2 separate regions of the Homo sapiens genome follow, and region 1 is linked to region 2. The links are chromatin contacts, found by Hi-C or POLR2A ChIA-PET in ENCODE. All regions are on one chromosome and are shown on one strand. Each heading gives the region's core, a stretch centred on a gene start or an enhancer-like site at or near the end of the contact. The rest is flanking DNA. Distances are from core to core; before and after follow the strand shown.

What was found. Hi-C counts contacts between places; a loop is a spot of excess contacts on that map. ChIA-PET counts read pairs that join two places held with the same protein, here RNA polymerase II (POLR2A). Pooled maps may share reads with other maps.
Region 1: a map of naive thymus-derived CD4-positive, alpha-beta T cell shows a loop between it and region 2 (16-fold over the local background). The contact joins the enhancer-like site here to the promoter of AMER1 in region 2. A Hi-C loop is called at or near these places in 1 of 168 maps with a recorded cell type or tissue (naive thymus-derived CD4-positive, alpha-beta T cell) and 7 of 50 pooled maps. POLR2A ChIA-PET finds 5 or more read pairs at or near these places in 1 of 52 experiments (T-cell).

Annotation. Positions count from the first base shown.
Region 1 is chrX:66,727,598-66,731,062 of GRCh38, reverse strand. No RefSeq gene overlaps it. Among named protein-coding and RNA genes, the nearest start is that of EDA2R, 90 kb to the right of the region's middle. Within about 2 kb of position 2,127, at least 9 of the 41 ENCODE cell types and tissues checked have a DNase peak (open chromatin) inside an H3K27ac peak, as active enhancers do.
Region 2 is chrX:64,204,160-64,207,370 of GRCh38, reverse strand. It overlaps AMER1 (APC membrane recruitment protein 1), which reads left to right and starts at 1,663. Exons shown (of 2, transcript NM_152424.4): 1 at 1,663-1,801. LOC112268307 reads right to left here and starts at 1,425. Exons shown (of 4, transcript XM_047442706.1): 1 at 1,287-1,425; 2 at 331-389. The coding sequence starts at 1,352. RefSeq lists an enhancer at 1,127-1,286 and silencers at 1,417-1,516, 2,497-2,556.

The DNA.
Region 1 (3,465 bases), core at 878-3,377, 2.5 Mb before region 2:
CTCTGGAATTAGACTGCCTGAGTTCCTATTGAAGCTCTGCTCTTTGCCAGCTGTGTGATGTTAGTCAAGTTACCTCATTTCTCTGTCCATCGGTTTTCTCACCTGTAAAATAGAGATAATAATAGTACATGCTTCAGAGAGATGCTGAAAAGAGTCAATGAGATAAACCTTATAAGTGTGCTAAGGGCTGTCTCTGACACACACTCTGCTAATAGATGTTGTCTATTCAAGTACATAAAGAGAGACGAAGAGCAAAACTTTGTGGAATTTCTTAATCAATGAAGTAAACAGACAACCTACAGAATAGAATAACATATTTGCAAATTAGGCATCCAACAAAAGACTAATATCCAGAATCTACAAGGAGCTCAAACAACTGAACAAGAAACAAACACAAATAACCAATTAAAAAGTGGGCAAAATACATGAACAGACATTTTTCAAAAGAAAGCACATAAGTGGCCAACATAAACATAGGAAAAATTTTATCCCATTCTGTAGGTTACCTGTTCACTCTGACGATAGTTTCTTTTGTTGTGCAGAAGCTCTTTAGTTTAATTAGATCCAATTTGTAAATTCTGGCTTTTGTTGCTATTGCTTTTGGTGTTTTAGTCATGAAGTCTTTGCCCATGCCTATGTCTTGAATGGGATGAACGCTTTTACACTGTTATCGGGAGTGTAAATTAATTCAACCATTGTGGAAGACAGTGTGGTGATTCCTCAAGTATCTAGAACCAGAAATAACATTTGACCCAGCAATTCCATTACTGGGTATATACTCAAAGGATTATAAATCATTCTACTATAAAGACACATGCACATGTATGTTTATTGCAACACTATTTACAATAGCAAAGACTTGGAACCAAGCCAAATGTCCATCAATGATAGACTGGATAAAGAAAATGTGGCACATACACACCATGCAATACTATGCAGCCATAAAAAAGGATGAGTCCATGTCCTTTGCAGGGACATGGATGAAACTGGAAACCATCATTCTCAGCAAACTAACACAGGAGCAGAAAACCAAACACCACATGTTCTCCCTCATAAGTGGGAGTTGAACAGTGAGAACACATGAAAACAGGGAGGGAAACATCACACACTGGAGCCTGTCGGGGTGGGGGAAGAGGAGGGAGAGCATTAGGACAAATACCTAATGCATGAGGGGCTTAAAACCTAGATGATGGGTTGATGGGTGCAGCAAACCACCATGGCACATGTATACCTGTGTAACAAACCTGCACATTCTGCACATGTATCCCAGAACTTAAAGTAAAATTAAAAAAGGAAAACATGCTCAACATCACTAATCATCAGAGAAGAGCAAATGAAAACAACGAGGTACCATCTTATGCCAGTCAGAATGTCTATTAAAAAGTCAGCACAGCTGTTATCTTCATTTTATAGATAAAGAAACTGAGTCTGAAACAGGTTAAGTGCATTGCCTAAGATGACATAGGAAGGATTTAGAGAGGTAAAGATGTGAAACCAGAAAGTCTGGCTCTACAGTTCTGCATTATTGTTATACTATGTTGTCCCTGGCCCGGAGCCCCAACCCCTAAGGCAAGGATTCACCAAATTCTTTGATGAAAGCTATGGACCTTCTCTCCCTACAAGTGCAGAGAAATTTACGTTTTTATTTTTATATACTATTTCAAGGAATTCACTTCCTGACCTTCACCACTGCTACAAACCCTTGTGTATTTCCGGTAGGAATCTCAGATGAAAACTCCTAGCTTTAAAGTTTAAATTCCACCATTCTTAAACTCTGACTCGGCCTCAAACCCTATCAAACCCTATCATTTAACAACCCAGCTCTAGAAAAAGTAGGGCGTGGTTGCGGCACTCATACTGCCCTCTATCGCCGCCTACTGGAATGTCCCTGGTAATGACAACAACATCGCCACACCTGTGGCTTAGAGACCTCTTCGCACTTTCAGGGCGTTTTCACAATAAGGTGCCATCATAGCTCAGGGGTATGAAGCCCCAACTACAGAGGGTGGGGAGTGGAGTCCGGCCTTAAGTCTGTGCCGCCAGTCGTTCCAGCAGAGTCCTTTCCGTCATGCTCTGCTGCACGACGTGTACGGGCGACACCGCCATTTTAGTTTTTTATCAGACTGTCTGCGTCACCAGGAACTATGGCCGCAGCCTTTGGAATTCAGCAGAGGTCGCTGGAGTACATCTTTTTCCTCCCTGACTGTGGTCCTAGGGAAATAATCATGAGCCGCATAAGGACGTTTGGATCAATGATGTCAATGATGGACCACATATATGATGATAGTCCCATAAGATTACCATGGAACTGGAGCTGAAAAATTTCTATAATCTAATTATATCTTTTTTTGTTTGTTTTTAAGAAAGAGTTTTGTTCTTGTCCCCCAGATTGGAGTGCAATGGCACGATCTCGGCTCACTGCAACCTCTGCCTCCCAGGTTCAAGCAATTCTCCTGCCTTAGCCTCCTGTGTAGCTGGGATTACAGGCGCCCGCTACCACGTCTGGCTAATTTTTTTGTGTGTATCTTTAGTAGAGATGGTTTTTCACCATGTTGGCCAGGCTGGTCTCGAACTCTTGACCTCAGGTGATTCGCCTGCCTCGGCCTCCCAAAGTGCTGGGATTACAGGCATGAGCCACCGCGTCTGGCTGCCTAATGATATCTTGATGATCCTGATCCAGTGTAGGGCTAGGCTAATGTGCATATTTCTGTCTCGGTTTTTAACAAAAAAGTTAAAAAGTGAAAAAAAAAAAAAGGAAAGAAAAATGAAAGAAAGAAAAAGATAATTTAAGAAATAGAAAAAAAGCTTATAAAAATAAGGATATAAAGAAAAAATTGTGTACAGCTATACAATATGCTTCCCTTTTAAGCTAAGTGTTCATTACAAATGAATCAAAAAGTTTTTAAAAAAGTAAAAAAAGTTACAGTAAGCTAAGGTAAATTTATTATTGAAGAAATAACTTTTTAAAAAAAATTTAGCCTAGCTCAAGTTTATAGTGTTTATGAAGTCAACAGTAGTGTAATGTCCCAGGCTCTCACATTTCACCCACCACTCACTGACTCACCTAGAATTGTGTCTAGTCCTGTAAGCACCACTCATTAGTAAATGCCCTATAGAAGTGTATCTTTTTTTATCATTCATACCATATTTTTACTGTACCTTTTCTACGTTTAGATACACAAATACTTACCATTGTGTTACAATTGCCTAGAGTATTCAGTACAATGACATGCTTTACAGGTTTGTAGCCTGGGAGCAATAGGCTATACCATGTAGCCTAGGTTATGACATCTAAGTTTGTATCATAGTACATGCTGTGATGTTAGTACAGTGACAAAATTACCTAACAGTGCACTTCTCAGAATGTATCTCTGTCGTTAAGCAAAGAATCACTGGAGAAATCACAACTTTCTAACCTGACCTACTTCCTTCGAAGACTGGATACACTGCTTTAGCATGCACATC
Region 2 (3,211 bases), core at 414-2,913:
ATGGGAGTCTGATGTTCAATATTGATTTTTGTTGGCAATGTATAGAATGCCATGGAAGGTCATGGAACATCTATATTTTCTATAATATTCCGTGGAAGATCATGGAATATTATAGAAAAAAATGAGTTGAACTGTCAGATCTCAAAGATATCAAGGGAGCCTGATGATGCTTACCCTCTCCTTGTGGAGGTGGGGTGATGCCCTGGCCCAGAGAAAAAAATGAATTGGCCAAGGTGTCCAGCAAGTCTGAGGTAGAGCTAGAGTCAGATCCCTAGCAGCCATGTCAGTTCCTGTGCTCTACACATGCAGAGGCAGCAGTCCACCTCTTACCAGTTCAGCAGCTGGATCTTTTCAAGACTGTCAGGACCCAGAAGCAGCAGAGAACACTCCTGCAATGCAAAAATAGCACGCATTGTTCTCTAATCCTTCTCTCTATCCTCAGCTTTAATCCACCCACCTCCCTTTTTAGACACACACAGAGTTTTAGGGCTGGGCCTTCTGGATATTCTTGAACTAGTGGTGGAACTAGATTCTTTGCTGCCTCAGCTCACCTGGCCCTGGCAGCCACTGATGCCACTTAATGTCCTTAGGCTAGAGACCCAAGTTCGCCGGGCTCCCTGCCACATCCCACACACAGTAGCAGACAAGGCTGGTACAGGCCTCCTCACTTTGTCCTCAGCCTGACCTCCGGTTTGGGCCCAGACAAGATTTTCCTCTCAATATTTAGACTTTTCAAGGAAAAAGGCCTGCCGAAAGCCAGGCTCACAAAGGATGGGGGAAGGGGGACTCTGGAGACCTTGGGGATTCCCTCCACATTCCATAGAAGGTGCGAAATTTGGGTGAGGGTCAAACTATGGAAACAGGTATCATCTCAGAGAAGAAAAGTGAAAGCAATCCTGGAAAGGGAGCCCGGGGCTCTGGATTCCAAATTGGCCCTTGTCGCCGGCAGGCTGGGTAACTGTGGGGAGGGACTTTCCCCACTCTGGGCAGCAGAGGGCCCGTCGGTAACGGGTGGAAGTTGGCCTCTATGGTCTCTAAGGGCACTGGTGTGCCAGAGAGGCGGACGAAGTTAGGGCGCAGGCGCTGCAGCTAGCTTTCCTGGCAGGTGAGTCCCTCCTCTGGGTGGCCTGGCGGCGCGATCCGCAGGGCCTTGTCTCTACGACTAAGGATAGGCCGGCCCTTAGGTTTCTGCAGTCTTCCCAGATTCCTCAACCTCTCTGCCTCGTTACTCCCCGCCGGCCTCTAGCTCAGGAATAAACGTCCTGGTGGCGGCCAGGGCACAGTACCGCGAATGCACAGCGGCCACAGAAATGGGAGTGCGTGAAAACCGAAACCGATCCGGCGAGCCCCATCCGGGCAGGACTGGCTCCTTGAGGCCACGGTGTAGCCACGCCACTACCAGCCCGGCGTGGGGGCGGGAGTGGGGAGCCCCAGCCAGTGGTTCCGCACCCTCTCCGCCCCCTGCCAACACCACGCCTGCACTTATTTGCATTTAAAGAGAAACGCACCAAGGAAAACAGTGGGCGGGCCGGGGCACGCCTTCCCACCATAGCGATTGGGCCATATGCCTGCCAATCAGGACGCAGATGCCCCACCCGGTGGCCTTGGAGTACTGGGGGAGGGGGTATGGGGGAGCTACCCAAAGCCTGGGGAAGGGGAGTCAGTGCTGGAGGTGACTGGAGCCGCGGCGACGGCGGCAGCAGCTGCGGTGGCGGCGCTCTCAGCCGTGGCAGCCGAGGCTGCAGCCCGGCCCAGGGCGGCTCAGCGGACAATAACCGGGCTAGGAACCTGACCGGGCTGGGTAAGCGTTGCGTACAGCCAGGAGCCTCCGCCTGCCCGCGGTCGGGTGCATTCCCGCGTGCTCTGCTCCTACGGACTGGAGGAGGGCACTAAGGACTAGGCGGGTCGGAGTCCCGGTCGCTCGCCCCTCTCCTTTGGAACCCGCTTTGCGGACTGTCGGGTGGAGAGGCAGAGCGGCCTTGAGTCCCCTGGGCACAAGCGACCACGGCTGGGGGGAGGGGGGTTGGGGAGGGCGGGTAGGAAGGCAGGCTAGCCTGGGCCAAGCCTCCCGGCTTTCGGGGGGGCGGGGATGGGCCCGCACGTGCTGCCGCACAGTCCCGGGAAGGGCGCCGCCAGCCAGCACCCCAAGCCATGCATTTGTAGGCCAGGAGCTCTGCAGCTTTGTTGTAGCACATTTGCTGGAACAGCTGTGTAACGCGGGTACCGCTCACCCCTCTCTCCGGCTGCCTGGCTGCCGCCCCTCCCCTCCCCTGTGCATCTCCAGCCTCTCCCTCCTTTCTGCGGACTCAAGCTGGCGTGCTGGCTTGGGCCCGACGGAGACCGGCTTTGGCGTGGATTGGGACATCCACAGACTGCCCCCTCCCCAGAGGAGCTCAGTTGGGCCTGTGGGCTGAGCTCAGTCGCACACTTCCCTTCAGAACCTTGGCCTTGTGGCCCCAACTAGCCGCGCCCCTCCTCCTGGGCCTCCGGGCGCATCTGGCGCCCGCCCCCGCGGTCGGGCAGGCTGGCTGGCAGCCGGGCTCTTGCTGGTCCTTGGGTTAGAGCAGCGGCGCAAGCTAGTCCTTGAGTTAGAGCTGCAAGGCCGCTTTGTCTCCCGCCTCGCCTCGCCTCACCTCCTTTTCCCTTGGAGGATACTGGCCGCGTTTTCCTCTCCAGCCTCCCGTTTAAAAATAGCAATAGGCACGGTGTTTGGGGGGCATTTCCTTGCCAGAGGCCGAAGGAGCCCTCATTGTAGTACGGAACGTATCATACCATCTCTGTGTACAGGAGAGCTAGCGAGGTGGCCAAACCCTCCAACTTCGCAGTTACTTAACATACCCAGCCCGCCAGGCCCCTGTCATTGTCTGCTGGAGACACTTCTGACACTGGTGACCGCCCGAACGCTGGACTTTGCTTGGCTCCCCCGGTGGTGAGGGGCTGTGCCCGCTACATGCGTCACAGCCCAAGCGCCTAGGCGGCAGCTGGACTGGCCCCGCAGAGCTGGTCTCCGTTTGGCCAGGCTGCTTTCGGCAAGGGCCGCGGGGTCAAGGCGAGCCTTGTTCCACACACAAACATCTTCCTCTGCGGCTCTGCCTGCCTGCTGCAGCGGCGTGGGCATGGGCAAGGCAGAGGGCACTGCACTGTTGGACTGCCTGCCCCACCGGGATTCCAGCAGAGCCCCCTCCCCCAGTGTGGCTCCCCTCATTCGGCA